Regions from separate parts of the Mus musculus genome. Here region 1 is linked to region 2. The links are chromatin loops, found by intact Hi-C in ENCODE. Cell type or tissue: left cerebral cortex. All regions are shown on one strand. Each heading gives the region's core, and the rest is flanking DNA. Links, peaks and the distances in the headings are about the cores only. Region 1 overlaps Rrm2b (ribonucleotide reductase M2 B (TP53 inducible)). Region 2 overlaps Gm41302 (a long non-coding RNA gene).

The links. Peaks named below come from ENCODE experiments on the same cell type or tissue, not always from the same donor. Only the 100,000 strongest peaks of a DNase experiment are listed, where the experiment ranks them.
Region 1: a loop joins it to region 2, with 4 times the contacts of the local background. A loop is called at or near these places in 15 of 42 quality-filtered maps.

Annotation. Positions count from the first base shown.
Region 1 is chr15:37,914,270-37,930,711 of GRCm38, reverse strand. It overlaps Rrm2b (ribonucleotide reductase M2 B (TP53 inducible)), which reads left to right. Exons shown (of 9, transcript NM_199476.1): 8 at 1,561-1,674; 9 at 3,315-6,760. The coding sequence ends at 3,467. Among named protein-coding and RNA genes, the nearest start is that of Gm35019, 15 kb to the right of the region's middle. In left cerebral cortex, for the core only: a CTCF peak has its summit at 8,076 (motif pointing right); a DNase peak (open chromatin) is centred at 4,622.
Region 2 is chr15:37,113,407-37,129,848 of GRCm38, reverse strand. Gm41302 (a long non-coding RNA gene) reads left to right here. Exons shown (of 3, transcript XR_875170.3): 3 at 5,255-5,822. Among named protein-coding and RNA genes, the nearest start is that of Gm41301, 14 kb to the left of the region's middle. In left cerebral cortex, for the core only: a CTCF peak has its summit at 9,218 (motif pointing left); DNase peaks (open chromatin) are centred at 5,749, 7,215 and 9,218.

The DNA.
Region 1 (16,442 bases), core at 3,993-11,992, 800 kb before region 2:
ATTATATATCAGGGTTTTTTGTATACCTGGTTTATTTCAGGGCTATATTTTGTTTTAATTTATTTTAAATTAATTTAAATATATATTTTATAAAATTATATAAATATATAATTTAAATAATTATATTTAATGTATCTTTTAAGTATTATTCCATAACAGACATTTTAACTATTGTATATATGTGTGTGTATGTGTGTTTTTGTGTGTGTCTGTTATTTTCTCTGTGCATTGGTGTTTTGCCTGCATGTATGTATATATGTACATATATGTATATATGAGGGTGTCAGATTCTAGAACTGTAGTTTCAGACAGTTGTGAGCTGCCATCTGGGTGCTGGGAATTGAAACTAGGGCCTTTGGAAGAACAGCCAGTGCTTTTATCTGCGGATCCATCTCTCCAGCCCTTATTTTTATATTCTTTACTATGGAATGGCAGTTTTTGTTTCATAGTTTCAATAACATAGCAGTTTGCCTAGCTGAAAACAAACTAAACAGTCACAAAATGAGTAAGTAAGTGACTTAGTGAGGTAAACTTAGCTTAGGACCTGCAAAGCTTTGTGACTAGAGACAACTTGATAATCTACTTACATGTGTTTTGTATCACTCGTAAGAACTAACTTAAAAATGAAATTTACTTACCTTCTTTTTAAAGAGTACGTACTTTGTAGGATGTTTTTCATGCTGTGAGGGGAAGGCTGCACATCTTGGCATCTTCTACCACTTTGAAGATGAATTTCATGGTTAATGTGCTTCCACTTTTCTCCATTTCCACTTTACCACTCACTGTCTTTCAGTTGGACTTCAGTTTATCTTCCAACCTCCAAATCCATGTCTGTCCATTCTCATACTCTCTGGAACCGATGTCTCTCTCTCTCTGCTCCTGTTGCAGTCATGCTGCCAAGGTGGTGGTCTTTGTAGAGCTGTCTGTAGAGCTGTCTGCAGGATAAAGCATTCTCCTCTTCTCTGTTGAGGAGATCTAGAAGCTAGGTCCTAGACATTGAAGGATCCAGTAATGTGCTATTTTCTACTTAACTTTGGTGCCCCGAGAATGTGAAATCATACGATTAATACTATCCCAAACATTTGTAAACAGATGACTATCATGTGTCATGTTAAATTTATTCTGGCATACCTTGCCTTGAGTAAAATCAGTGTCTAGAGTATGAATAATTCTAAACTCCTCCATGTTAGTCACTTCCTCTGTGAGAAACTTAAGGGAAGAAGTACCTATTTTGGTTCATGGCTCAGAAGATATTGTCATAGCAAGGAAGGTTCTAGTAGGAGCTTAAAGTACAGCTTGTTTAGATTTTGGCAGACCAGCAAGTAGAGTTGGGATGGGGAAAAGGCCTTCAAGCTCACACCCAGCGAACTATTTCTGCCAGCCAAGTCTGAGCTCTTAAAGGTTCTATGGCCTTTCTACACAGGTAGGGACCAAATGTTCAAACGCATGAACATGTAGGGGGCATTTCAGATTCCAACCATAATACTTTATATTTGGGAAATGTATGCTTATTTTATTGTTATTTTTTTGTTCCTTATTCTGATTTTGTTTGCATTCCAGGAGTTTTTAACAGAAGCCTTGCCTGTTGGCCTCATTGGAATGAACTGTGTTTTGATGAAACAGTACATTGAGTTTGTAGCTGACAGATTACTTGGAGAACTTGGATTCTCAAAGGTAAATAAAGTGTTTTAAAACATGTGACTAGTGGTTTTAGTTACTGTTCCATTGCTGTGAAAAGATGCAAGGCAGCTTATCAAAGAAAACACGTGGTGGAGCCTTGTTTACAGTTTGAGAGGGTGAGTCCGTGGCTGTCATGCAGGGAGCAGAGCAGAAGGCAGTCAAGCCTGGTGCTGGAGCAGGGGCTCAGAGCTACATCCTGATCTATCATAGACAGGAAGCAGAGAAAACAACTTCAAAAAACACATCCACAGTGACACACCTCCTCTAACAGTCCATACGTCCAGCTCACCAGCTCAAAACCAAACATTCAAATATATGAGCCTCTGGGGTCTATTCTCATTCAAACCACCATACTACCAATAAAATGTTATAGGCAAATAAGGTCTCTAAAGTTAATTTTACTGAAAGTGTTGGAGTCTGCCAAAAACCCCTCACTCATAAAGACCACAGAGACTGCCATCGCTGCAAACCGCAAGAGGTTTTTATTAATCCAACATGTTGCCCCCCCCCCCCCCACCGGTCTCAGCACGCAGGCCAGAGGAGAGACCCCGAATGAACAAAGAACACACTTTTTATACCTTCTAAAGGGAAGATTTAGGCAACAGGTTAGCTGGCTTATTCTTTTGTGTGTTTGTTTTGTTTTTTGAGACAGGTTTTCTCTGTGTAGCCCTGGCCATCCTGGAACTCACTGTGTAGACCAGGCTGGCCTCAAACTCAGAAATCTGCCTGCCTCTGCCTCCCAAGTGCTGGGATTAAAGGCATGTGTCACCACTGCCCGGCTAGCTGGCTTATTCTAATTGGTGTAGCAAGTAACCCTTTCAGACATTGGTTGGTTTGTATAGGGTGACTAAGTAACCCTTTGGCCTAGTCCCTCACTCTGCCTGCTCTTGTGGTTTTTCAGCAAAGCAGCAGAATGTTTTGAACTTATGGGTCAGCTAGTAACATCACAGCTATTATGTCACGGCTATTAACATCAGAGTAATTCTAGCAACAAGGTCAGGGTGGTTTGTGTTTTTTTCAGAATTCAGTGTAGGGTGGGGTAGAGGAATTTTTCTGAAAACTGTTATTTTTGTTGTGGTTATTATTCAGGGTCTCTAAACTTAGTCCTCAGGGTGGTATAATAATCTAGGCACTATCTGAACCAAAACACAAGAGACATGGTCATTCTGACCACGGAAACTATACAGTCTGGAAGTCCCTTCAGAGGGGGGAGGGGCTGGGTGGTCTTGAATTTATTTTGGATTCTACAAAAGCATTTGTAATACATTAATCTACTTTTAAAATACAAGGGACACATTAGATGTGTGATGTTTATCTGTAACTCTAACATTTCTAAGGATCGAAAGTTTGTGGCCAATCTGGGGTACCTGCCCCATCTCTGATAAACAGACAAATACATAAAATTTGTAGGACAGAGACTTGTTTTATAAGGAAAAAATGGTTTTGCAAAAACCTTTGAAACTTTAAATGAAACTGGGAACAGCCATCAGAAACCCTCAGTACCTTAGTGGAGCAGTGTGGCTGTAGGCGACTATGAAGTGGAGTCCTGCCCTCTGGGTTTTGCCATTTTGCCCTTGCTGTGAGATTTAATTTGGATTCTTTAGAATGTCTAATGGCGTTTCTTTTCTTTCCAGATTTTTCAGGCAGAAAATCCCTTTGATTTTATGGAGAACATTTCATTAGAAGGGAAAACAAATTTCTTTGAGAAACGAGTTTCTGAGTATCAGCGATTTGCAGTCATGGCCGAAACCACAGATAATGTCTTCACCTTGGATGCAGATTTCTAAAGCCCTCCTCATTTAAAAAAAAAAATCTATAGAATTCGGCTGTGGTAGTACATGCCTTAGTCCAGTCCTCAGAGGAAGCTGAGGGCACGTGGATCTCTGGGTTTGAGGATGATCAGGGATACATACTGAGATCTATCTCAAAAGCAACAGAACAGCGAAAACAAACAAAACACATGGAAACCTGTTGTTGGTAAATAGCAATCTATTTTTGTCTTTTTGAAACTTTCAGTATCTCATTTAAGGGAATGAGAATTTGAATAGAAGGAAATATAAAACTAAATTCTAAATGATTTAATTTTATCTAAATGTACTTCAGTTTATTTATACAATGAAAGTGTGACCAATATGTCTTTTTTTTTTCCTTTTTGTCATAAGCACTTAAGATGGCATTAAGAGCATAGATTTAGGAGTCAGGTATGAGCTTGATATTCTGGCTTACTCCTTGATGTGACCTTGGCAAGTCAGTTAGTCACTGTAAACGTCAGGATATTTATCTGTAAAATTTGTATAATAGTAAGTCCCAAGTTCATGGAGGTGACCAGAGGGCTAATATACAGAAATAGTTTGTTTATCTAATACTTTTATCTCCACTGCCTCACCTGCTAATTAATATTAGTGAGAAGATCAAGTACAGTGGCGTTGTGATGCAGTCCACTCCTCGCCAGAGAGTGACTGAGGGGTGGATTGAGATAAAGAATTCATTGAATCTTTGTGGTTTTAATGTTTGCAGGAGGAATATAAGGGTCTCCTTAGAGAGATCATAATTCTTGTCAACTGCTTTGAATTCATTAATCTGCAGTAAAGAAATAATATATAGCTCTTAATTGCTTATCGTGGGAGGCTTATGGAGTAGTAGACTCCAGGTTACCATGGTTGTGGTTCTTGTAAGCAAAGTGATTCTTCTTTAGGAATTAAAAGGATAACTGTTGCCAGGGACAGCCCAGGGGTGTTTAGAACCTGGATTGATGGGCATTTCTCAAAGTTGTCTTCTCAAACCTGGTAGATCTTCAGAGTTCTTGTGATGGAAAAAGAGATGCAGTCAGTGGGCTTGGGGAAGGCTGAGCATTCCATCCCTGCCTAGAATGCAGTCTGCAAAGCAGCTGCCCACATGTACACAACACAAGGCTGTCAGCACCTCCCACAGCTACTGAGTGCACTGGGGAAAGCTGTCCTAGAATCATTTATACACACTGGAAATGGAGAAAAGAAGGGAGGTGGGAGGGACTAGTGAACCATTTTGGATTTGTGCCAATCTGAGAAAGTGATTTAAGGTTGACGTCATCTTTATATCCTTATACTCTTAAGTCTCTACACTGTTATAAAGGAATGTTCTTTTAATGGACTGTCTATAAGGGAGATGGAAGTCTTTCTAAGAAAGATGCAGAGAGGCCAGGAGCCAGGACACCTGGGCAATGTGCCCTTCCTCATTTTCAGGAAAGTATCAAGAGGAAGCCTAAACCCCATCAAACCCGGTCCCTGGCTCAGTAAAGTTCCTGCTACTCAAGTGTGAGGTCCTGAATCCAGATCCCTAGCATAGCACACACGCACACACGTACACATGCACACACGCACACACCACCTGTACATGCACACATATGCACACACACAGAGTACAAATAAAATGATGGCAGCTGAAATTCAGAGGTTTATCTCTGTTGAAGTTTTTATTCTATTTGCTCTACAACTATCTGATCAAAACTCGGAATCCTAAATGAATGCAAGCCATACTTCCATTGTTAAAGGGAGCACCAGAAATGAAACATGGCTCTGTGCTTCCCATTTGTCATGTTATCACCCAGTAGCCCTCTAAGCACGACAGAGTAGCTATTACTAAAACATGGAGAGAGGAAGGAAGGCATCAGAGAAGCTGAAAAACTTAACTTTACAGGCACTGTCCTATAATATGTTGAGACTGTTACATCCTTTAAACTTCATCCATCATGATTTATTTTGTCTATTCTTTCATTAATTAAACTATTGCATACTACTATAACAGAGTATCAAAATATCATAGAACTCGGGGTATGTGGGTAGTATATTCCAAGGTATTCATCCACTATTATACAAAAACAGCTAAAACTTAAATTACCACAGACTGAAAGAAAACAGTTTTAAAGGTGTACATTCTCAAAGTTTTAAACCCGGTTCTTCATAAGTAGTGACAGGAACCTTTATGTGATACATGTTAATAGTAGCAATAAGCAAAACTGTATTTGAAAGAAGTCTTAATTCTGAAAAACTGAATTCTTAGTACACTGTTACATTACTACTCTCAGTATTCTGTATCCCTTCAGTGCCTCCAGGTTGCACATTTATTTATTATGTTTAGTATTTTGGTTCTTAGATATGGAAAAATCAAGTTATAAAATATCTTTTTAATATCTCACAGATAACAAAAAAATCAAGGTAATGCCATCTCTCTCTCTCTCTCTCTCTCTCTCTTTTTTTTTACAGTACATGCGTTTCAAAGAAGTGCAATTTGTCCTAGAGTTATGTTTTTATATTTCAAGATGATAAACAGCTTTGTTATGACCATAGTTTAAATAAATGTTTCAACACCTAGAATCATGATGTAGAGGAACTTTGGATGAATTTTTTGCAGGGCTGAGTTTCAATAATTAAGAGTTATTTTTGTGGATAGATCACTCCCAGCCATATCTTATTATTTGAACCTGTTACAGTTGTTTCATTTAAAAATCTCCAGATTCTATTTATGTAGCTACTTTATTATGTTTATTTTCCTTCTTTTAGTTGGTGTCTCATGTGGTCTGGCCTGGATCTCACACATAACCCTCTTGCTTCAGCCTCCCAGTCCCTGGGGTTATTGGTGTGTGATGCCATGCCCAGCTACCACTTTATGTTCTGTGCATGAAGAAATGTAGTGTTCATATTTAAAAATAATTTAATATTCAAAATTTTGTATTTTATATTTAAATGTTATTATGTCATTTTCAAAGACTCCAGATTTTTTTCACAATTAAGCAAAGACTCCAATGTCACTTCATTGATATGGAAACTCTTGATGGGCTACATTCAGGACAAATTAGTTCTAAAGTCAAAAATCATGTTTTGAATTCACTGAGGGAGTTGTCACCCAGCTCAGACAGAACTTGGGGCTGGTAATGATCATTTAACTAAATTACTAATTATTTAAACAAGTTTATTAGACATGGTGTTCCTAAATATATTTTGTTAAAATACATTATGGTAGTAAAACCAATTCTGCATGTAGAGTTTGAGGTTTTTTTGCTCTGAAAAATTATGACTTTTAAAATAAAGTTTACTGAAATAAATTGTGTAGTTATATCATTTTGTACATTTTTAAATGGGTATGACAATGTTTTTGGTTTGTACAGGCTCCCTCAGTGTCAACCGAAGGGAGTGTATTGTATTTCTAATTGTGCGTTCAGGTCAGTACAACACATTTATATGATTTGTTCAGGTATTCAAGCCACCACAGTTCTGACATCTGCCTACGACTCTCAGACCCTTCACTCGCCCAGGCCCACACCCTATCTTCCTCTTTTTGTTTCATTTATTTTCTTCTAAGACCCTCTAGACCAGCAGTTCTTAACCGGCGGGTCCCAATCCCTTTGGCAAACCTCTAACTCCGAAAATATTGCCATTACAATTCCTAACAGTAGCAAAATTACAATTATGAAGTAGAAATAAAAATAATTTTATGGTGGTGGTCAGCACAACATGAGGAACTGTATAAAGAGTTGACTCAACAGGAAAGTGGAGAACTCCCTCATCCACCACGTTACTACCAATTATTATTTCCAATCTCCTGAACTCTTCCTCCCCTGTATTTCATCAAGTATACACAAATCTAACAAGTTCTCCAGCACTACTCCAATGGAACAATCCTAGTTTTCTGTGTCTGCCCAGTAGCAAGTCAAATGCTGTAAAGAAAAGGTCATAGAATAGGGTTGGTGAGATGGCTGAACAGGTGAAAGTGCTTGCTATGCAGGCCTGGTGACTGGATTAGATCCGAAGAACCTACATAAAGATGGAAGGACTGACTCCCTGATGGTTGTCCTCTGACCTCCACAAATGCCCTGCAGTGTGCACTCTCACACTCACACACATACACAACAGTAACACATCAGAATGCTTAAGAAGTCATATAATGGATCAAAGTAGATTAATTCTCTATAAACTCATGATTGTCTGCTTCAACACAGCACAATCTGGCAGTCCTATTGCAGTTGTCTGGTAAATCCATTCTCCATTCTCCACTGTCTTAATTGGGGTCTTAATGGCTGTGATGAATCACTGTGACCAAAAAGCAAGTTGGGGGGAAAGGTTTATTTGGATTACACTTCCACAATACTATTAATCATCAAAGGAAGTCAGGACAGGAACTTAATCCCGGTAGAAACCTAAAGGCAGGAGCTGATGCTGAGGCCATGGAGGGGTGCTGCTTACTGGCTTGCTCAGCCTGCTTTCTTCCTTTCCCTTTCCCTTTCCCTTCCCCTTCCCCTTCCCCTTCCCCTTCCCCTTCCCCTTCCCCTTCCCCTTCCTTCCCTTCTTTCTTTCAAAGATTCATGTTATTTTTTATTTTCATTTATTTATTTTGTTATGTACACACTGTTCTGCCTGCATGTATGCCTGAAGGCCAGAAGAGGGCATCAGATCCCTTTACAGATGGTTGTGAGCCACCATGTGGTTGCTGGAAATTGAACTTGGGACCCTGGAAGAGCAGCCAATGCTCTTAAACTGCTGAGCTATCTCTCCAGCCCTCAGCCTACTTTCTTATAGAACACAGACCCAGCAGTCCAGGGATAGTCCACACACGATGAGCTGGGCCCTCCCACATCAGTCATGAATTAAGAAATGCCCAACAGGCTTGCATGCAGCCTGTACTATGGAGGCATTTCTTTTTTAACTGAGTTCCCTCCTCTCAGATAACTTTAGATCCTGTCAGGCTGACATCAAACCATCCAGCACACCCACCACTGTTTTTTCATACTTTCTCCTTAGCGTCATTCCCAAACCTCTGAGCGCCATACTCTTTGTGGACCTTTGACACAGAGATTCATAAAAATTAGCAGAAGATTTGACACTATAGAAACCCTAAGTCTAGAACCTAAGAAGTTGGCCATGGAATTCTGTATAAACAACATGACTGCTCGTTGGTCTGATAAGGGGAATGTTTTTATTTTAGATACGAAAAACATATCAGCCAGAGGCTTCTGGAAGAGTCCAGAGAAGAGAAAGAAACTAGTAGAGTGAACATAGCTAGGGGGATGGATCTGGCCAGAAGAGATGCAGGAGCAGAGAAAGGGGGAGAGGAACACAGAGAGAGGGATGGTGTGGGAAAGCAGAGAGAGGAGGAAGAGGGAGATGGGGTTTGGAAGGGGCCAGGCAAGGGAGCAGAGCCAAAATAACAGGGTTATAAGGAGAATGAGTAGCTGGGAGAGGGAAGACTGAGTTTTGGAATTTTAGGGGAGGAAGGAGGTGAGAAGAGCTAGGATGCTATTATAGACTTTGAAGTGTGTAACTTGTACTTGTGATACTGAGGGAGCCTGGAAGCCAGCATGAACTTGTATGCAGATAAGCAAAAGGGATAATTATTTGTCCCTTCTGCCTTTTGAAATGAGGAAATGGAGTTTCCTTTGAATCTGACATTGTGATAAGGGACAATGTAATCTCTTCTGTAACTGCTTGTCAGCTGAAATTAGGATGTTGTTATGGGGGCCCAGGAAGGCTGGCATATGGCTCCAGGACCAGACTGGGAAAAGTATTTAGGCAAGAGCAGGGGAGATCTATTTTGCTGTCCAGGTTCTGAAGGACCACCTGGGGTGTCAAAGGACAGGCTGCTTCGGAGCCGTCTCAAGTGTTCATCTAAAGCAGGGGCAGTGGGCAGTGGTTGGAGACCTGAGAAACTTTCATTAGAAGCATATGGTTTACTTCGCCTTTCAGCAAGGCCAGAGATCTCTGGTTCTCCAGAACCACTTGGGGCTGGCACGTTGCGGGCAGTTTTGGAGCAGTTTGCAGGCCCTGGCTGATTCCTGGATGCTGTCTGTCGACTGAGTAGAAATCTACTGAGGCAGATACAGTCTAGGGATACAGATAGGGACAGGAGGTGACATTCAGGAGCTTAGAGAAAAATCTTTGTCTTGGGTATCCACTTGAGACTTCCAGGCCTGTGGTCCTGATAGTTGGAGTGGCGGTGGTGGTAGGAGTCCCAAACCTTGAGAAATGCTAAAGCCCACCTTCAAGGATAGGCAGTAGATAGGAAAGCTCAAGCTGTTGACTGGCAGGAGGACTTCTCTGGAATCAATTTGACCTATACAGGTGGATCTGGATGCAAGTCTCAACTCCCTGGAGCTTACATGGATTTTTGAAGTTTACAAAAAGAGATAAAAGTTCTAGATTTATTAGCATGACTGCTGTCTGTCATATGCACTGAAATCCTCATTGTAGAAAAAGCAGTCAACCAGTGTTCTTCACTGGAGTAGACTCACGCCTTTAAATCATAGCAAAAGCTTGGGGACCCAAGAGGATGGTTTTGTGTTAAGTAAGGACATTTTTTTCCCTCTGTCCAGAGAACTGGATACACACACACACACACACACACACACACACACACACACACACACACACACGGGACTCCTACAATGTGTGTGTGTTCATGTGTGTGTGTACACAGTTGCATATGCATATGAACATTGAATGTCTCAGCATAATGAGAAACACTTTAAAGTCTATACTTAGACTTAATTTATTTAAGTTTCTGAGACTGTGATTATAGTAGTCACTAGTGCTTTACCAAGGCTAGATTAATAGCTTGTCAGAACTCCACTGATTAATATGTTAAAACTCTCACCTTAAAAAAAAAAACCTTTGAACTTTAACTTTGAACTTTTAAAATCATCATGTATCATTAAGTCTAACTTTTACATACCTTAAATTACTTCCTTAGACCCTTACAACTTACATAAGCTTGCATATCCTCAGACCTTTACAACTTGCGTTTACACATATTAAATCATTTTCTTAGACTCTCACAGCTTAAATAAACTTTAAATCTTTCTTCCCCATCCAATCGTTTACCGTTAGACATAGGTGGTTGATTCCTGAGAACACTTACTTGAAAAGCAAGTTCTTTTAAATAAATGACTAATATAAAGTAAATTTTAGTAATAGCAGTAACATAGCTTGAGTTTGCTTTTACATTATGAGTTGTATTAGTTTCTCTCTTTTAGTGTGAAGCCTGTGCGTCTCCCTTTCTCAGCAGGAGACCTAGTAGCTCTAGAAAAGACATGGCTTCATTTTTATATATGAAATAGACTGACCAGGTAGCTGCGGCCAGAGGGGAGAGAGGCTGGCTACTTGCTGCTTCTAAGGTGATAGCTGCAGTTGCCATCAACATCGTCAGAGATCTGAGAAGGATACATTTAAGGAGGAAATATAATCCAGATAGACTCCGTATCAGTTAAAATGACAGACTTATCTGCTACCTGGATTGTTTGTTACCTTGGGCTCCTCTGTGGTTTTATTGTGAGCAGAGATTCCAGGATGGCATCACACTTCTGCCATCAGGCCCAGAAGATCCAAGAGTCTGCCCTGTAGATGAGGAACTTGAGAGACTGACTTACTTTGGAAAGAAGGACAGTAAATTCTTCAGTGTTCTACTTGTACATAGTTTGGGCAGCATCCTGGTGGCAGGCAAGGTGAAAGACAGTTCTCCACCCTGGGTCAGTTCTTGCCACACTTGAAGCAAACTCCAGGTGCTATCTATTTGTACCACTTCATTTGTGGAGGCCACTGAAGGGTCACTGCCAGGAGCTAGCATTTCTGTCTACCACAGGAAGCTTTTCCGTAATTTCCTGTTTCTCTTTTCCATTGAACACCTTAAATGTCATATTCAGCAGATCTCTCTGAGAAGATTGAGGGTCATCATCTAATGTGTTAAGTATATCTGGGTGTAAACAAACTTTGTTTTAGTTACATGCTTCAGTGTTGTGGTAAATATTATTTGGGGGTTTCTATCCCACCTTAGATCATTTAGTTCTCAGTTAAAAAACACAACGTCTTTATACTTATAATAAGCCTTAAAGCACTAGAGCTGGGCAGAAATCAACCCTCTGCGCTGCTTCCCTGTCAATAACCCTGAGATATCACTGGTCATTCTGCCTGGCTTTCTCCTAGTCCTATAGGCTGCCCCCCATGGCTGTGCATTCATGATCTGCCTATCCCTCGGTGACTTTCTTTCCCTGTATTCTTTCTTCTCTCCTTCTCATCCCAGCCTGAGACTCCAAGCCCCAGAACTTTGCTCTGCTCCGTACCTTCTGCCCAGCTCAAGCTATATACATTGTTATTAGTCAGGGGTAGCCTGGGGGCAAGGTTTACACAACAAAAGTTGGTATATACAAGGATCTCTTCATCTTACAGCATCTTGAGGTACATACAGAATTTAACATTTGAAAATATATTAGCACCAGACCAACCCACTACACTTCAGGCGTAGCCTTGACAGCATATTCAGAGGCTAAATTTTGGCCCTGTAAATAAATTACATTTGTACTTAGCACACATTGAAGCATTGGGTCATTTATAAGATGACTATTAACTTTTGTGTCATAATTTATCAGTTAACAGTTTATAACAAGATTTATAAGATTAGGATTTTACAGTTTTATCCCTGTTAAGTTTGAGTCTTAAGAATTTGAATTAAAGATCCTTTAGCATCAAAATAAAACTTTAAAACACATGTAAAGTCCATAGAGAGGCTGGGAAGTTGATCTTCATGATCGTTTTATAGTGTGCCTCTACAGAATATCACGGTTTCTTGTATGACTCAGTTTATCCAAATATCTAAAGTGTCACAAAGTTAGCAAAGACAAAGAAACCAGATGTGCAGCTTTAAGTTAGTTTCTGCAAGTCTGGATAGACCTTAGGATTTATAAACCTTATTTACCAAACAGACCTATTCATGCAACATATGTTGTTCTTTATCTAAAAATTTCTAGAAGCTTCAGTGTTGAATACAACAAAGACATCTGTGGCTAGACTTACATCTTATAAGTCAGTGTCTGCTAATTTGAGTAGACCTTTGTAACCTTAGAAATGTATAAACATTTTTTATCAAACATACCTTATTCACCAAATATATGTTTTTAGTAAATCCTAATTTTATAGATAAGATTGAATCCAAGTTACATGTACAGTGTGCTGTAGCAGACCTACTTTTAAAGCAGGAGTTGAATCCAAGTTACATATAAGCATGCTCGAGCTTGTATAATACCTATGTATAGATTTTTAAACCTTCTGTTATATTTTTAAACTTTTTATTGACTGTTTGTGAATTTCTCATCACATACCTCAATCCCATTCATCTCCCCATCCCTTCGTATCTGCCCCCTTCAACCCTCCCCCCATAAAAAAAAGAAAATTAAAAATTAAAAACAACAGCAACAATAACAGAAGACCCTGTTGTGGAAGCTGTGGTGTGTCATAGTGTGTTCCACAATATACCCTTTTTTCTACATGTCTTTACTTGCAAATATTCATTGCAATGAGTTATTGGTCTGCTCTCATCTGCTCCACAATCAATACTGGACTCTCACCAGGACTCCTCTCCAGTATCCTCTTGTTGCCAGGTGTCATGGAGATACTGCAGCTTTAAATTGGCTGGACCAGCCTGTTCACATACTCCAGCAGTTCATTAATGGGTTAGATGTTGGAGTGGGCCAATCAAAGCCTTGGATCTGGGCCTGGGTGGTAGCTGAGTTGGTCAGCCCACCACTTCTTCCATACCTACACACCAGGCTCAGCTCTCCAGCAGTATCCTGGCTAGACCATCCAGTGCCACAGCCAGCAAGGGGTGGGGCCAGTTCTCCCACTCTCATGTCCTTGAGCCGGCTTACCTGTTCCTTCACCACCAGGGCTAGCTTGACTGTGTTACCCAGGTGAGGTACAAGGCTCACTTTCCCGATCTCCCTCTCATTGCAGATGAGGGGCAGGGCCAGCTCTATGGCATTCATGCCTCTTGTTACAAGTTTTAAGCTATTTTTTTTTTTTTTTGTTAAACGTTTTATAGACTTTTAAAATTATACCCAAAAGAGAGCTTACAAATCTTGAGATAAAGAGAGGTTACACAATAGTCTTACAAATCTTAAGATAAAGTTTATATTTTAGAAACATTTTTAGAGTTAAATAAGAAGAGGAATCTTTACATAAAACCAAGAAGAGAGTGTGCGATAAGAAGCAGGCGTTCCTACAGGGAATAGTTTACATCCGAGCTGTTCTACAGCATGCTCAGTGTCTTTTCTTGTGCTGCTCTGATTTGTTCTTCTCCCTGTCACAGAGTCGGGTGGCTCTCCTGACTGTGGACAGAGATTTTGAAGAAAACTTTTAAACAAGCATGTTTAGGTCAGGGGTGGGGTGTAACTCAACTCCAAAGCCAGCTTTCTTCCGAGAGTAGAATATAATAAAACATTTCAAAAATATTATGCACACCCAAAAGTCTCTTGAATTTTTGTTAAGACTGAATTTAGCAATTCAGAGGCGAATAAAGCAGAGCAAAGAAGGCTTAGAGATAAGAGATTTTTGTGAATGGAGAGCAGAGGTAGTTTATAGATAAGAGATTTGGGGATCATTTACTTGTACCATGGCAGACATTGTTATAATCTGCAAGAATTTGGAAATTTAGTGTGCCATCTTTGGCCACTGAGCCATTTGCAGTGAGACTGACCCACTTGAGAAGACCTACAGGACAGCGAGGCTCAATGGAATCTCTGAGTATGAGGACGGAAAGAGATTAGAGAAAGCAGGTGACTCGTATAAAAGCCCATGGTTAGGAGTTAGGAGTGGCTTAGGGGAAAGGGCTGTAGACAGGAACTGCCCCAGAGGAAGGAATAGTCTAAGAAGCTCCAGGAAGGAGCTGAGGCCATGTGGGGAGGGAGATCAAGGATGGGAGAGAGAAGGCAAAGTGTCCTGGTGACAAGAATGTTAATCCAGGGTATCTCCAAGTGACTTTTCAGAGAGAAATGTCCCAAATCATATCTCTCTCACGGGATAGGTGCCCAGTAGGTTGAGCGATGCTACTTGGCTCACTGGCATCACTTTTGTAGCAGAGGTAGACTCCAGTAGCTAAGAGACAGGGCAGCAGGCTCAGAAGTGGCACTAGTACCAGGAGAGAGACAAATCCTTTTCACATATTGGGCACCCACTGGGACATAATAGAAAAGAACAAAAAGAACTATACAAAGATTCAACCAAGGGCTGGAGAGATGGCTCAGTGGTTAAGAGCACCGACTGCTCTTCCAAAGGTCTTGAGTTCAAATCCCAGAAACCACATGGTGGCTCACAACCATCCGTAATGAGATCCGATGCCCTCTTCTGGTGCATCTGAAGACAGCTACAGTGTACTTAGATATAATAATAAATAAATTAAAAAAAAATCAACCAAACCAGGAGCTGTTTTTTTTTTTTTTTTGAAAAAATCAACAAGATAGATAAACCCTTAGCCAGACTAACTAGAGGGCACAGGGACAGTATCCTAATTAACAAAATCACAAATAAAAAACAGAATCTGAGGAAATCCAAAACACCATCAGATCCTTCTACAAAAGGCTATACTCAACAAAACTGGAAAACCTGGATGAAATGGACAATTTTCTAGACAGATACCAGGTACCAAAGTTAAATCAGGATCAGATTAATGATCTAAACACTCCCCTATCCTCTAAAGAAACAGAAGCAGTCATTAATAGTCTCCCAACCAAAAAAAGCCCAGGACCAGATGGGTTTAGTGCAGAGTTCTATCAGACCTTCAAAGAATGCCTAATTCTAATTCTCCTCAAACTATTCCACAAAATAGAAACAGAAGGTACTCTACCCCCAATTCATTCTATGAAGCCACAATTACTCTGATACCTAAACCACATAAAGATCTAACAAAGAAAGAGAACTTCAGACCAATTTCCCTTATAAATATCGATGCAAAAATACTCAATAAAATAGTCGAAAACCAAATCCAAGAACACATCAAAATGATCATCCATCATGATCAAGTAGGCTTCATCCCCAGGGGTGGTTTAATATATGGAAATCCATCAACGTAATCCACTATATAAATAAACTCAAAGACAAAAAACACATGATCATCTCCTTAGATGCTGAGAAAGCATTTGACAAAATCCAACACCCATTCATGATAAGTCTTGGAAAGATCAGGAATTCAAGGCCCATACCTAAATATGATAAAAGCAGTCTACAGCAAACCAGTAGCCAACATCAAACTAAATGGAGAGAAACTTGAAGCAATTCTACTAAAATCAGGGAATAGACAAGGATGCCCACTTTCTTCCTACCTATTCAATATAGTATTTGAAGACCTAGCCAGAGCAATTAGACAACAAAAGGAGATCAAGGGGATACAAATTGGAAATAAAGAAGTCAAAATATCATTCTTTGCAGATGATATGATAGTATATATAAGTGACCCTAAAAATTCCACCAGAGAACTCCTAAATCTGATAAACAGCTTTAGTGCAGTAGCTGGATATAAAGTTAACTCAAACAAACCAGTGGCCTTTCTCTACATAAAGGATAAACAGGCTGAGAAAGAAATTAGGAAAACAACACCCTTCACAATAGTCACAAATAATATAAAATACCTTGGTGTGACTCTAACTAAGGGAGTGAAAGATCTGTATGATAAGAACTTAAAGTCTCTGAAGAAAGAAATCAAAGAAGATCTCAGAAGATGGAAAGATCTGCCATGCTCATAGATTGGCAGGATTAATACAGTAAAAATGGCTATCTTGCCAAAAGCAATCTACAGATTCAATGCAATCCCCATCAAAATTCCAACTCAATTCTCAGCGAGTTAGAAAGGGCAATTTGCAAATTCATCTGGAATAACAAAAAACCTAGGATATCAAAAACTATTCTTAACAATAAAAGTTCCACTGGTGGAATCACAAAGCCTGCCATCAAGCTGTACTACAGAGCAATTGT
Region 2 (16,442 bases), core at 5,549-13,548:
GTCTCTCTAGTCTGTGTATTTTGGGGGTGGGGGTGGGGGAGGCATACCTCTCAGTGTAGTCCAGGTTGGCCTAGCACTCACAATTCTTCTATTTCAACCTCTCAAGGATTACAGATGCTGTGTCTCAACACCCTGAGCTCCGATGGTTTTAGGGATCAGTGTCACTGTAAGATGCCACAGATAGCTTTCTAGTTCTCGGGATGGAGCAGGCAGACAGACAAATGAGCAGGTGCTTCTGCCTCTCTCGTGGCCCAGGGAGAACCTAATGAGTGTTGTAGAGCCTCCCTTAGCACACAAGCTCCCCCACACCGTGTGTCTGTAGTCTCCCTTAGCACACACGTCCCCTAGTCTGGCTTGTCTGTTGGGTTGTTTTCTCACAGCACGACCAGGTCAGTCAAGATTGCAGAGTTGTCATGCCTCTCCAGGACCCCCGTCCCTGGGCATTTCCTACTGTGGTCTCAGCACCCGGGGCTTCAGTCTGTGGTGCTTTGATAAATATTTAACAATAGGCATTGCCTGGAGCTAGAGAAATGTCTCGGTTAAGAGCACTGGCTGTTCTTCCAAAGGACCCAGGTTCAATTCTCAGCACCCACATGGCAGCTCACAACTGTCTGTAACTCCAGTTCCAGGAGATTTGACACCCTCACACACACTTACAAACAGACCAGACACCAATGAGTATAAAAATAAATAAGTAAATAAATAACCAAAAGCAACTCACTGCACCTGCAGATTCTCTTGGTGCCAACAGCATCACCAACACCATTACCAAGTTACAAAACCTGGAGGTGGGAAGAAATGTACAATATGAGTTCTGACAGGGGCTGGCTCAGAACCCTGTGTTAGTGCTAGACCCAGCTCCTGGCAGCTACGGCCTAGTGAGCAGGGGGTCACAGGTATAACTACTGAAGACTTGGATGAGCAAATCAAACAAACAACCAAACAACCAAACAAACAAACAAACACTTGGGAGAGACAGAACAGCTCAGGGCCATGGCTCCTGTTTTATCGTCTCAGTGACTTCGTTCTTCTTCTCCTCTAGGGGAACCGAACACAGTTTCAGGGAAACTGCAGCCTCTGGGTGCTGTTAGTGATGTCCAACAGTCACAGCCATGACGTGTGCAGAGCATGGTGTGCAGACGGAGGGATGGTGTCAGAATCAAGACATAGGGCTAAAGTCACTAGTCATGGGGGAGAAAATAAATGTAGAGTCCTACCCAGTGTCACACACAGAGAAGGAAAAGGAGACCTCACCTTAAATTTACAGTAGAAGACGTCAATGTATCAGATCTTCATGTTTCCCACATAAACCACAGCTAGATAAGCAGTATGGTGATGCCTGTAATTCCAGAACTTGGGAGGTGGAGGCAGGAGGATCAGAAGTTTAAGGTCATCTTAGATTACTATGAAGATAAATAAAAGGAGGGAAAACAGAAGGAAGGAGGAAAGAAAAGTTATGGACAAATATAAATACACATTTTTGTTTGTCCAACAACAGACTGGAGAAATGAGTTTGGAGATGCTTGTAATTTCTAAATAATCTAATTGAGGATAGGAGCTGTCAAAGATCGCTGGGCCAACCAAAAACATCTGAAGTTTTTAAGGCACTGGTGATGTTTATATCTTATACCAGGTCTTGCATGTTATTTTAGATTTTCTTTTTAGAATCTTTTTAGTTGATTGTTTTGAGACAGGGTCTCACCCATACCTGAAGATGACCCGGGGCTCACTATGGAGTTCAGGCTGGCCTCAAACTCACAGCAGTGTTCCTGGATCAGCCTCCAAGTGCTGGGATTGCACGTGAGAGCCACCAGCCTGGATCTAGGGCTAGCGGACCTGTTTTATAAACAGGGGGTAAGCATCTGTCTTAGTAATTTTATGTATGTGGTGGAGGCGCTCGCCATCTTGGCACAGTAGAAGAGTGAAGCCAGATGTTGCAGCACATAACTGTTTGAAATGCATCCCCATGAAGTCAGCCTTGAACTCGGAGGGCTCCTGTGGTGCTGAGGCTTCTGAGAACTCCTCCAAGCTTCAGGCTATCCAATAAAAACGGAAACAGCCAGGGATCAAGGGGTGACCAGGGGCTGCCCCAGGGTTGTCCCAACTTCACATGGACTTGCAAGCGCTTGGTGGACATTCAGCTCCAGTACAGCATGTAGACTCAAGCAGGCTGAAGAATATGGTAGACATGCTGTGACCTCAGCACTCCAGAGGCTGGGTAAAGGGTCAAGGGTTCAAGTACAGTGTGAGCTGTGATGAGACCTTTCTCAAACAAAACAAAATAAAACAACAACAAAAAACATGTTAAAATAGAGCCGGGCATAGTGGCACACGCCTTTAATCCCAGCACTCGCAGCCAGAACTATACAGAGAAACCCTGTCTCGAAAAACCAAAAAAAAAAAAAAAAAAAAAAAAAAAAAAAAAAAAAAAAAAAACCATGTTAAAATAAAGTTGGAAAGAAAAAGAATATGCTATAAATGCAAGTCTGTATGTGCATGTGTGCAGTGTGTGTGTGTGAGGTGTGTTGTGTGTATGCATGTGTGTGTGTGATGTGTGTGTATGTGTGTGTGATGTGTATGGTGTATGTATATGATATATGTGATGTGGTTTGTGTGTGTGTGATATATGTGATGTGTGTATGTGGTATGTGTGTGTGTGTGATATGTGTGATGTGTGTATGTGGTATGTGTGTGCTGTGTGTAGTTTGTGTGCATGTGTGTGGTGTGATGTGGTGTCCTGTGAGAGTGTGTGTATGTGTGTATTATTTACTATGTATCTAAATTAAATTCTTTTGAAAGTATGAAAGCTCAACAGAGGGAGACCTACTCTCTACCAGACAAGATAACAGATTCTATACAAGGAGAACTCTTGAGTCACAGAGACAAAAAATGACAACAGACCCTGCATTTAGCAGCAGCAAGTGGTAGATCAAAGACTGCTCACCCACAGGGGAGGGAAGTCAAGAAGAAATTGGGAGGCTCTCTGAGACTAGACACAGAGTTACAGCCACAATCTGAAGTAATTCACAATATGAAATGAGAATCAGGAAAGGATGGTACAACCATTGTGGGAACTATTACCAGAGACAATACAGTAACTCAACTTAAAAGTTTAACTTCCTGGTTCACTCATTAGTTACAGAAGGAAAATACTTTTGTTTGTTTGAGATCAAGTATTACTATGTAGCTTGGACTAGCCTTGAATTCACAGAGATCTGCCTGCCTCTGCCTCCTGAGTACCGGGATCAGAGGTGTGTGTCACTACAAAATGGTTTTCTCCTCCTCCTCCTCCTCCTCCTCCTCCTCCTCCTCCTCCTCCTCCTTCCTTTAGTTTTTTGAGATAGGGTTTCTTTATGTAGCCTTGGCTGTCCTGGAACTTGCTCTGTAGACCAGAGTGGCCTTGAACTCAAGAGATCTGCCTTTCACTGCCTCCCAAGTGCTAGAATTAAAGGTGTAAGCCACCACTGCCTGCCTGTCCACCCCCTTCTTTATAAAAAATAAAATAAACATTGTAAGCTGATAAAGCAAAGTCTAAGACACCTGTTTGCAACAGTTAATTTCCATTGCTAGCTACTTGACATCCAGAATCACTTGGACAGACATCTGGGCATGCTTGTAAGTCTCCTTTCCTTCCTTCTTTCCTTCCTTCCTTCCTTCCTTCCTTCCTTCCTTCCTTCCTTCCTTCCCTCTTTCCTTCCTTCCCTCTTTCCTTCCTTCCTTCCTTTTTAGTTGTGAGTACCCCTGTGTGTCTGTGTTTGGGAATGTGCATGTGAGTGTAGTCCCTATCATGGCCAGAAGAGGGGATCAAATCCCTTGGAGCTAGAGTTACGACATCAGCTGCTGCCCATACTGAGGTCGTCCGGAAGAGCATGGAGCACTCTGAAGCATTGCACCATCTCTCGGGTCAGGGATTGCTTTAATTGAGTTAGTTGAGATGGAAACAGCCACCCACTGTGGGTAGCACTGTTCCCTGAACAGATTGCTTGAAAGAGAGAGAGCTGTGTGAGCACCAGAGTGTGCAGAGTGGTCTTAGTCAGGTTAATATTGAGTGACTGGGGACTCAGTTTAAACTAGCTCAGCTATACACTGGTATTTAGTTCACTGACAGGATAGGCTAGGGTGTGGCTACAACAGACTTTGTTTCTTCTTCCTTCCTTCCTCCCTCCCTTCCTTCCTTCTCTCCCTCACTCCCTCCTTTCTTCCTTTCCTCCTACCTTCCCTCCCTCCTTCCTTTGTTGCTACCTTCCCTCCTCCCTTCCTTCCTTTCCTCCCTCCCTTCTTCCTTCCTTCCCTCTCTCCCTCCCTCCTTCCCTCTCTTCTTTCCCTCCCTCCCTTCCTTCCTTCCTTCTCTCCTTCCTTTGTTCCTACCTTGCCTCCTACCTTCTCTCCCTCTTTCCCCCTTCCCTATTTCCTTCCTTCTCTCCTTCCTTCCCCCCCCCTCTCTCCTTTCTTCCTTCCCTCCCTCCCTCCCTTCCTCCCTCCCTCTCTCCTTCCTTCCTTCCTTCCCTCCCTCCCTCTCTCCGTCCATCCTTCCTTCTTTCCTTCCTTCCTTCCTTCCTTCCTTCCTTCCTTCCTTCCTTCCCTCCTTCCCTTCTTCCTTTCTTGCTTGCTTCTCTGTATATGGAAGCTCCTCTTTTGCCTCCAAAGGCTGACTCATTCCATGTAGGCACCATGGCTGCTGAATACTTTCTGCCAGCTTTCCCAATCCAGCCATCTGGGACAGGAGTGTGCAAACTTCCACTGCCACCTCCCAGAGACCCACAATCTTAGAAAGTGTCATGGCTACATTAAAATGGGATGCTTGACTGGCCCCTATAACTACACTGTATGATTGAAATCAGGGAGGAGTTTCCTCCCGAAAGGTGTGTGTGTGTGTGTGTGTGTGTGTGTGTGTGCACGAGAGAGTGTGGTGTGTGTGTGCATGTGGATGTGTGTGTGTGTGTGTGTGTGTATGTGCATGTGGATGTGTGGGTGAGTGTGGGTGTGCATATGTGGGTGTGCATATGTGGGTGTGGGTGGGTGTGCACGCTCTCGAGAGAGTGTGATGTGTGTGTGCATGTGTGTGTGTGTGTGTACTCGAGAGAGAGAGAGAGAGAGAGAGAGAGAGAGAGAGAGAGTGTGTGTGTGGTGTGTGTGTGTGCATGTGGATGTGTGGGTGTGTGTGGGTGTGTGGGTGTGTGTGGGTGTGCACGAGCATGTGCACTAGAAGCCAACATATTATTCAAAACAACTTATTTCCCTGCTGTGTTCCCAGGCAGTGCTACGGAACTGAAACAGGACTGGAACTCTGCCCGCTGCCCTGCGAGACTTGGAGCACGTGTTCTCCACTCTCTGCAGAGACACATAAGTCTCATCTAAGGCTCCCTCTCATGAGGCCAGTGGAAAATGCATGGGTGTGACAGCATGTGCTCCTGGAATTGGTGTGTCATCAGAACAAGGAGAAAGTATGAGGAGGCGGGCGGAAGAGCACACAGGGATGTGTTGGTGGCCATTTCCCAGGCTTCTCAGGAGCAGACTGGCTGATTCTGTTACAGAGAGTTTCCTTGACTGCATGGCGATTTATATCTTCACTTCAGCTTCTGCCATGGAGAGCTCAATAAATCAGTGTGTGGTTTAATACAAGTTGCACACAAGGAACGGAATGAACGTTTATGACTGAGAAGGTAAACAAAAAGAGTCGAAGGCTTGGTGATCATACTTTGAAACTGCCATGCCGAGGACCAATTCCAACTTGAGGAGTGAAGGAGTGGCCCACAACTGTGGAGTGGGCAGAGAGGAGTCTCTCAGAATCCTGCTGGTGCTCCGCTGAGGAGCCTCCAAGTTGGGGGGTTGGAAGCAGATTGCTTTCTCCATTTTTCACTCTCCCCTCCACCCACAGCCACAGAATGTAGGCACAGAGGTGGTCTTAGAGTGGGTCCAGAGAGATGGCTCAGCAGTTAAGGACACTGGCAGCTCTTCCAGAGGATCGGGGTACAAATCCCAGCATCCACATGGTAGCTCACTGCAGTCTGTAATTCCAAGATCTTACACTCTCACATAGTCATACATGTAGGTAAAACACTAATGCACATACAAGAAAAGGTAAAATAATAATAATTATTATTTTATTAATAAAGATCCTAGAGTTAATTACTTTTTGATTCAGAGACACAAACACAAGGAAATGGCTATGTCTGTAAAGCAAGATGACCAGAGCTGAGAACTTGATCCCCCAGGATGTAGAGAAAATAAATGTCTTGGGGGTCAGAAGGTTAGGAAGTCAGAGTCCTTGGGAAACGGCATTTTTCACTTTCTCATCTGTGACACTTCAGATTTAAGCAGTCTTAAAACCTAGAATTGAAATAAATTGAACTTTGAAAGGTAAGTGAAGCCAGGTGGTGGTGGCGCACGCCTTTAATCCCAGCACTTGGGAGGCAGAGGCAGGTGGATTTCTGAGTTCGAGGTCAGCCTGGTCTACAGAGTGAGTTTCAAGACAGCCAGGACCACACAGAAAAAACCTCTCTCAAAAAAACCCAAAAAACCAAAACCAAACCAAACCAAAACAAACAAACAAACAAACAAAAAACAAAAAAACAAAAAAGGAGGAGAGGAGGAAGAAGAAGAGGAAGAAGAGATCTAGTCTACCAAAGCAAAACAAAAACAGTAGAAATCAACAGATTTTGGAATTAGACTTTTAATTACTTAACAGTGAAATGGGTTTTAAAATAGTGAATTTTTTTTTTTTTTTTTTTGATGATCTCTCTATGTAGTTCTGGCTGTCCTAAAACTCACCAGGCTGGCCTCAAACTCACAGAGATCCACCAACCTCTGCCTCCTGGATGCTAGGATTAAAGGCATGGGCCACCATGCTTGACCTTTAAAAAAAAAAAGTATGTATTCTATAGCATAATGGCATAGTATATGAACATAATTTAAAAGAGATATACAAACATGAAAACCTAGACACAATATTTAACTTTGCTAATGTTAACACAGGACATAAGTCAGCCTTCAACAGTCACTGCTCCTATCTGCACAGACTGCAGCCCCTGGGGGACCTTCCCTGTGGGGGCTCTGCAGCCATGATTCACTGTGGCACCATCTCCCTACAGCCTCGCCCATGTCCTGGAAGACGGCTGTTATCTTGCTTTGTGTCAGAACAAATACACTTCTTCATTAAGAGTTTTGCCTGAGCAGAGCAGAAGCAGTAGGTGTGTTTTGAAAGCGGCAAACTGCAATCCCACATTCCAGAAAAGGACCAAAGCTGCTTGAGGAAGAAAGGACTGTTTCAGCAAAGTTTACAGAGCATCGTGGAGATGGAACTCAAGGCAGGAACTGTGCAGAAGCCACGGAGGATGCTGCTTACTGGCTTGCTCCCATGGCTTCCTGTCGTATACCACCTGGAACCACCTGCCCAGTTCTTTAGCACAGACTGGAAGCCTCAGAGCTTTACACTGACATTGGTTTCAATAAAAGCCTCATAGTGGATGGTACCACGGTAGAAATGCCTGTGTGTGTGTGAGGGGGGAGTTCACATGGAAAGAGAGGAGGCAAGGGGTAGCTGAGAAAACGGAACTTTTTAAGGAACACTTCCTTCAACGTAGTCTGTAAGGAGGGACTCAGCCCCGTCTGCTGAGAAAGAGCCCATCTATTCACAGGGGCAGGTACCCGTGTCCTCAGATACTCCTTGTGTGATGCCAGCACTGTTGCACTGGGAACTGAGTTTCAGCGTGTGTTCTAGAGGGGTCAGACACACATCTGATGACAGGAATTAGTCTCTACAGGTCACACTATATCAGAGAATATGTGTATGTTAGGACATAGGGTTTACAGACAATCAGAATGCACAGGAAGGAGTAAGAAGGCTCCTCCATGGGAGGTAGGTCCTGACAACGGCCATGACCAAGACCTGTGAGGGAGTAAGTCTCATTTCCAATGGACAAGAAATAGTTCAGTGAGTTAAGAAGAGAGCCCCGGGAGAAGTCTTCGACAATAGAGTCTTTAGTGCCTGATAAACATGATATTCCAAACCTGTTGGACAAGTCAGATTAGTGAGGGGGAAAAAATGTGGGAAAGCTAACTGTCTGTTTAGAAATGAGAACACTTCACAGAACCCAGTTCTCCCTTCGTTCCTCATACAAAAGTAAACACTAAAATAAGACTGGTGTTCAATTGTTTGTTGGACTGTAGAAGTAGCACTCGGGAGGCAGAGGTAGGCGGATTTCTGAGTTTGAGGCCAGCCTGGTATACAAAGTGAGTTCCAGGACTGCCTGGGCTACACAGAGAAACCCTGTCTCGAAAAAACTAAAAAAAAGCCGGACGTGGTGGCACACGCCTTTAATCCCAGCACTCGGGAGGCAGAGGCAGGCAGATTTCTGAGTTCGAGGCCAGCCTGGTCTACAAAGTGAGGTCCAGGACAGCCAGGGCTATACAGAGAAACCCTGTCTCGAAAAACAAAAAAACAAAACAAAAACAAAAAGTACAAACATAAGATATAATACAGAATGATGTAGCAAAACGCAAGACCCAAGACTGTGAGGCAAGCGCTGATACGTGCTTAACCGACCGACTGAGTGTCGGAACTCTGGGATGCTGCCTGCCCACACCATGCTCTCCCGAGGACACGCTGAGCAGCCGTCCGCTGGGGCAGAGATAGCACACAGGGTGAGCCGCCTTGCAAACTTTCTTATAAAACACAATGCACTCCTGTTATATAATCCAACAACTGTGTTCTGGGGTGTTTTCTCAAAGATGTTAAAAACATATCCATTACAAAGTCTGTACCCAAATGTTTGTAAAAGCAGTTTGTACTTAAAGTTATCTAAACAGGGAAGCAACTGAGAGGTCCTTTAAAAGATGAATAGTTAATGAACGAGGGTCCATCCCCACAGTAAAATATTACTCACCACGAGAAAGAAATGAGCTGTCAGAACATGGGTAGAAGGGGGAAGGGAACACAGAAAGAGCTAAGCTCACCAGACTGAAATGCTATTTCCCAGCCGACTCCGGCGCGGAGGACAGTGTGTGGACAGATTGTGATGGGCAGGCAGAAGGGCAATAGAAGGGAATCGAAGTGCCGAGTGTGACCCGGTCAGGGCAGCAAAGACCTTGAGTGCCAAGTCACAAAACCCACAAGTCAATATTGACGCACCAGGGAAGACTCTGACTTCTCCCTTGATGGACCTGCCACTTCTGGGTATTGGCTGATGACTGAGCAAGGCCAGCTAAAGGGCGTCCCCTAGTGGCAGGTTTTGGAGTCTCTGGTTGCATCAAAGCGGAAAATTCCAAAACTCTTCAAGAATGCAGTCAAACTAGGAATGTGGATAGTGAGTGATGCAAGCATGTAGCTGGTTCCACATAGGAAAGGCCAATGAGCAAAGGCCCTCACTGGAAGACACCGCCTGGAACCTTGGCCTGCGCAGTTAGGAAGAGACAAGGTCCAGCAGCTTCCCCTCGGCAGGGTTGGTGGATTCTGCTCCTCCATGTAGCTCAGATGCTTAGCGTCTGGCCTCACAGACACGCCCATTTGTGTATAGGCAAATTTCCAAGTCTAAGACATAACTAGTAGATCTTGATGGACATCATAGGGTTAAAACTCTTCAGAACCCATCAGTGCAGCCAACTCAAAGGCATCAAAATTTACAGCAAAAGCCACGCTCTGAAGTCATTGCTACAAAGAAGCGTTCTTTTTTTTTAATTAGGTATTTTCCTCGTTTACATTTTCAATGCTATCCCAAAGGTCCCCCATACCCACCCACACCCAATCTCCTACCCACCCACTGCCCCTTTTTGGCCCTGGTGTTCCCCTGTACTGGGGCATATAAAGTTTGCAAGTCCAATGGGCCTCTCTTTGCAGTGATGACCGACTAGGCCATCTTTTGATACATATGCAGCTAAAGACAAGAGCTCCCGGGTACTGGTTAGTTCATATTGTTGTTCCACCTATAGGGTTGCAGTTCCCTTTAGCTCCTTGGGTAATTTCTCTAGCTCCTCCATAAGGGGCCCTGTGACCCATCCAATAGCTGACTATGATCATCCACTTCTGTGTTTGCTAGGCCCCGGCATAGTCTCACAAGTGAGAGCTATATCTGGGTCCTTTCAGCAAAATCTTGCTAGTGTATGCAATGGTGTCAGCATTTGAAAGCTGATTATGGGATGGATCCCTGCATATGGCAATCACTAGATGGTCCATCCTTTCGTCACAGCTCCAAATTTTGTCTCTGTAACTCCTTCTATGGATGTTTTGTTCCCATTTCTAAGAAAGGGTAGAATGTCCACACTTTGGTCTTCGTTCTTCTTGAATTTCATGCGTTTGGCAAGTTGTATCTTATATCTTGGGTATCCTAAGTTTCTGGGCTAATATCCACTTATCAGTGAGTACATATTGTGCGAGTTCCTTTGTGATTGGGTTACTTCACTCAGGATGATACCCTCCAGGTCCATCCATTTGCCTAGGAATTTCATAAATTCATTTTTTAATAGCTGAGTAGTATTCCATTGTGTAAATGTACCACATTTTCTGTATCCATTCCTCTGTTGAGGGACATCTGGGTTCTTTCCAGCTTCTGGCTATTATAAATAAGGCTGCTATGAACATAGTGGAGCATGTGTTCTTCTTACCGGTTGGGACATCTTCTGGATATATGCCCAGGAGAGGTATTGCAGGATCCTCCGGTAGTACTATGTCCAATTTTCTGAGGAACCGCCAGACTGATTTCCAGAGTGGTTGTACAAGCTTGCAATCCCACCAACAATGGAGGAGTGTTCCCCTTTCTCCACATCCTCGCCAGCATCTGCTGTCACCTGAGTTTTTGATCTTAGCCATTCTGACTGGAGTGAAGTGGAATCTCAGTGTTATTTTGATTTGCATTTCCCTGATGATTAAGGATGTTGAACATTTTTTCAGGTGCTTCTCTGCCATTCGGTATTCCTCAGGTGAGAATTCTTTGTTCAGCTCTGAGCCCCATTTTTTAATGGGGTTATTTGATTTTCTGGAGTCCACCTTCTTGAGTTCTTTATATATATTGGATATTAGTCCCCTATCCGATTTGGGATAGGTAAAGATCCTTTCCCAATCTGTTGGTGGCCTTTTGTCTTATTGACGGTGTCGTTTGCTTTGTAGAAGCTTTGCAATTTTATGAGGTCCCATTTATCGATTCTTGATCTTACAGCACAAGCCATTGCTGTTCTATTCAGGAATTTTTCCCCTGTACCCATATCTTCAAGGCTTTTCCCTACTTTCTCCTCTATAAGTTTCAGTGTCTCTGGTTTTATGTGGAGTTCCTTAATCCACTTAGATTTGACCTTAGTACAAGGAGATAGAAATGGATCAATTCGCATTCTTCTACATGATAACCACCAGTTGTGCCAGCACCATTTGTTGAAAATGCTGTCTTTTTTCCACTGGATGGTTTTAGCTCCCTTGTCAAAGATCAAGTGACTATAGGTGTGTGGATTCATCTCTAGGTCTTCAATTCTGTTCCATTGGTCTACTTGTCTGCCACTATACCAGTACCATGCAGTTTTGATCACAATTGCTCTGTAGTACAGTTTTAGGTCCAGCATGGTGATTCCACCAGAGGTTCTTTTATCCTTGAGAAGAGTTTTTGCTATCCTCGGTTTTTTGTTATTCCAGATGAATATGCCAATTGCCCTTTCTAATTCGTTGAAGAATTGAGTTGGAATTTTGATGGGGATTGCATTGAATCTGTAGATTGCTTTTGGCAAGATGGCCATTTTTACAATGTTGATCCTGCCAATCCATGAGCATGGGAGATCTTTCCATCTTCTGAGATCTTCTTTAATTTCTTTCTTTAGAGACTTGAAGTTCTTATCATACAGATCTTTCACTTCCTTAGTTAGAGTCACGCCAAGGTATTTTATATTATTTGTGACTATTGAGAAGGGTGTTGTTTCCCTAATTTCTTTCTCAGCCTGTTTATTCTTTGTATAGAGAAAGGCCATTGACTTGTTTGAGTTTATTTTATATCCAGCTACTTCACCGAAGCTGTTTATCAGGCTTAGGAGTTCTCTGGTGGAATTTTTAGGGTCACTTATATATACTATCATATCATCTGCAAATGTGATATTTTGACTTCTTCCTTTCCAATTTGTATCCCCTTGATCTCCTTTTGTTGTCTAATTGCTCTGGCTAGGACTTCAAGTACAGTGTTGAATAGGTAGGGAGGGAGTGGACAGCCTTGTCTAGTCCCTGATTTTAGTGGGATTGCTTCCAGCTTCTCGCCATTTACTTCGATGTTGGCTATTGGTTTGCTGTAGATTGCTTTTATCATGTTTAGGTATGGGCCTTGAATTCCTGATCTTTCCAAGACTTTTATCATGAATGGATGTTGGATTTTGTCAAATGCTTTCTCAGCATCTAACGAGACGATCATGTGGTTTTTGTCTTTGAGTTTGTTTATATACTGGATTACATTGATGGATTTCCGTATATTGAACCATCCCTGCATCCCTGGGATGAAACCTACTTGGTCAGGATGGATGATTGTTTTGATGTGTTCTTGGATTCGGTTAGCAAGAACTTTATTGAGGATTTTTGCATCGATATTCATAAGGGAAATTGGTCTGAAGTTCTCTATCTTTGTTGGGTCTTTTTGTGGTTTAGGTATCAGAGTAATGGTGGCTTCATAAAATGAGTTGGGTAGAGTACCTTCTACTTCTATCTTGTGGAATAGTTTGTGAAGAACTGGAATTAGATCTTCTTTGAAGGTCTGATAGAACTCTGCACTAAACCCATCTGGTCCTGGGCTTTTTTTGACTGGGAGACTATCAATAACCGCTTCTGTTTCCTTAGGGGATATGGGACTGTTTAGATGGTCAACTTGATCCTGACTCAACTTTGGTACCTGGTATCTGTCCAGAAATTTGTCCATTTCGTCCAGGTTTTCCAGTTTTGTTGAGTACAGCCTTTTGTAGAAGGATCTGATGGTGTTTTGGATTTCTTCAGGATCTGTTGTTATGTCTCCCTTTTCATCTCTGATTTTGTTAATTAGGATGCTTTCCCTGTGCCCTCTAGTGAGTCTGGCTAAGGGTTTATCTATCTTGTTGATTTTCTCAAAGAACCAGCTCCTTGATTGGTTGATTCTTTGAACAGTTCTTCTTGTTTCCACTTGGTTGATTTCACCCCTGAGTTTGATTATTTCCTGCCTTCTACTCCTCTTGGGTGAATTTGCTTCCTTTTCTTCTAGACGTTTTAGGTGTGTTGTCAAGCTGCTAATGAGTGCTCTCTCTAGTTTCTTTTTGGAGGCACTCAGAGCTATGAGTTTTCCTCTTAGGAATGCTTTCATTGTGTCCCATAAGTTTGGATATGTTGTGGCTTCATTTTCATTAAACTCCAAAAAGTCCTTAATTTCTTTCTTTATTCCTTCCTTGACCAAGGTATCATTGAGAAGAGTGTTGTTCAGTTTCCACGTGAATGTTGGCTTTCTATTATTTATTTTTTTATTGAAGATCAGCGTTCTTAGAAGTGGAATTTAGCAAAGTATGAGAGAAGTACACACAGGCTCCAGCCTCCTCAGGACTTGTGCCTCTATGGGCTTTGGACAGAGTCATTCCCTCTACACCTCTGTCTAAGCAAGGAGGTTTTCCCAGGGTGTGGTCTCCCCAGGGTGATCCATCAAGGACTAAAAGGGCTCCTGTCACGAGGAGCCGCCACTTGGATGAAAACAGTCCCCTTTCCTATAGAACCTTTTCTTTTCATACTTCATTAGCATTTGTTGGCACATGCATTTAATCCCCTGCACTCTGGAGGCAGAGGCAGACGGATCTCTGAGTTCAAGGCCAGCCTGGTCTACCAAGGGAGTTCCAGGACAGCCAGGGTTGCAAAAAGAGATTTGTCCTGAAAAAAAACAAAACCATCAATAATAACAAAAGGTTTGTTAACGTGCATGCTAATGGTGTGATGTTCTGTACACGCGTGTAGCATGTGCTGATCAATTGCAACCGTCCTTTCTCTAACCCCCCCCCCACACACACACACACCCTTACCAAGCGTCAGCAATCACTGTCCAACAAGCAGCTGCCTGCCTTTGAATCTTCAGTATAGACAGAACCTGTGGTAATCAAGTTTCCATGTCTGGCTTATTTGATGTCACTTAATAGTCCCAGTTCTTACCTTGCTGAAAATGAAAGGATTGAATTAACACTTTCAGTTGAAAATGCTCCATTAATTAAATATCTTATTCATCGTCTTCATTCATCTGTTGTTGGACACCCATACTGAGACTTGAGATTAGACCTCATTTTGAGGGTTCAGTTCATCACACAGGGTCCTGGCAGCAGGGTCCCGAGGGAGCACCTGCAGCCAGGGATGATGCAGAGAGAGATGAACGCTGGTGCTTTGCTCCTTTATTCAACCAGAGGCCACGCCATGGCCAAGCTGCCCACATCTCAGATAGATCTTCCCACTTCAGTCCACCTAGTCTTAAAAACCTCACAGATGAGCCTGGAGGTCTGTCCCCTGCCATTATAACCAGGCTCACAGGAGGGACAAGCTCCAGGCTGAGATAGCAAAGCCAGTTAATACCAGAGATAACCAGATGGCGAGAGGCCATTAAGCACAAGAGCATAAGCAACAGAAACCTATGCCATTTGGCACCACCAGAACCCAAAAGATACTTCCTGGAATATGTTCTTGTAACTTTATTTGTTTAATTAAATATGTTTATTTATTTTTAGTGTTTTGAGACAGTGTTTCTCTGTGTAGACCTGGATGTCCTGTAACTTACTCTGTAAACCAGGCTGGCCTTGAACTCAAAGATCTGCCTGCCTCTGTCTCCTAAGTGCTGGGACTAAAGGTGTGTATTGCCTGGCTTGTTGTTGTTTTCGTTTGTTTTCCAGATATAACTAGAGACCTGAGTTGAGATAATTCTGTATCCTCCCACCCCCCCTTGCCCTCTCTAAGCACTAGATTTACAGGCATATACTCCACACCTATTTATTTATTTTTTCTTTAATTTGTATCTTACGTGTATGAATGCTTGCCTGCATGTGTGCATATGTGCAACATGTGTGTGCTTGACCCTCCCGGAGGCCAGAAGAAGACAGACAATACCCTGGAACTGGAGTTACAGGCAGTTTTGAGCCTCCTGATGTAGGTGCTGGAAACCAGATCCAGATCTTACGGAAGAGCAGCAAGCGCTCTTAACCCCGCAGCCATATCTCCAGCTCCTACCTCCACACCAGTTTCATGCAACACTGGGGATTGATTCCCAAGGCCTGACATATGCCAGAAATGCCACCTCTCAGTCACGACACTTTTAGCGTCTGTCTGTGTCACAGTTTTGAATGCACTTTCAATAGTCAAAATGGCAGCTCAGGGGCTCGAAGCGAACAGTATTAATTAATACCTTTCAGTTACCCGTCTTTGCAAAGGGGAACTCTGACAGTGCCTGCTCTTCTGTGCCCAGGTGGGCCCATCCAACCCTAAGGCAGATTCCAGAACTGACCCACTCCTTGCTGAGATCCTAGGGAGAGCTGCCCAACATCTAAAGGTGACAAGCAGGCGGCCTGACACATCGGCCCTGCTCCTGAAATTGGTTAGGCGGTAACAAAAAAAAAAAAAAAAAAAAAAATCTCACCGGTTGCCTCATCCCCTGTGGCACAATATCGCCACCTGCTGGCCAAAATGCCACAGTGAATTTGTGCACATCAAATAAGGACCCGTGCTCCACTATGTTCATAGCAGCCTTATTTATAATAGCCAGAAGCTGGAAAGAACCCAGATGTCGCTCAACAGAGGAATGGATACAGAAAATGTGGTACCTTTACACATGGAGTACTACTCAGCTATTAAAAACAATGAATTCATAAAATTCTTAGACAAATGGATGGATCTTGAGGCTATCGTACTAAGTTAGGTAACCCAGTCACAGAACACACATGGTATGCACTCACTGATAAGTAGATATTAGACTAGAAGCTCAGAATACCCAAGATATAATTCACAGACCACATGAAGCTCAAGAAGAAGGAAGACCAAAGTGTGGATATTTCTGTTCTTCTTAGATAGGAGAACAAAATACCCATGGAAGGAGTTACAGAGACAAAGTGTGGAACAGAGACTGAAGGAAAGAACATTCAGAGACTGCCCCACCTGGGGATCCATCCCATATACAGTTACGAAACCCAGACACAAGAAAGAAAGAAAGAAGAAAGAAAGAAAGAAAGAAAGAAAGAAAGAAAGAAAGAAAGAAAGAGGAAAAGAAAAGAAAAGAAAAGAAAAGAAAAGAAAAGAAAAGGAAAGGAAAGGAAAGGAAAGAAAAGAAAAGAAAAGAAAAGAAAAGAAAAGAAAAGGAAAGGAAAGGAAAGGCTGGGCGTGGTGGCTCACTCCTTTAATCCTAGCACTTGGGAGGAAGAGACAGGAGAATTTCTGAGTTCGAGGCCAGCCTGGTCTACAGAGTGAGTTCCAGGACAGCCAGGGCTACACAGAGAAACCCTGTCTC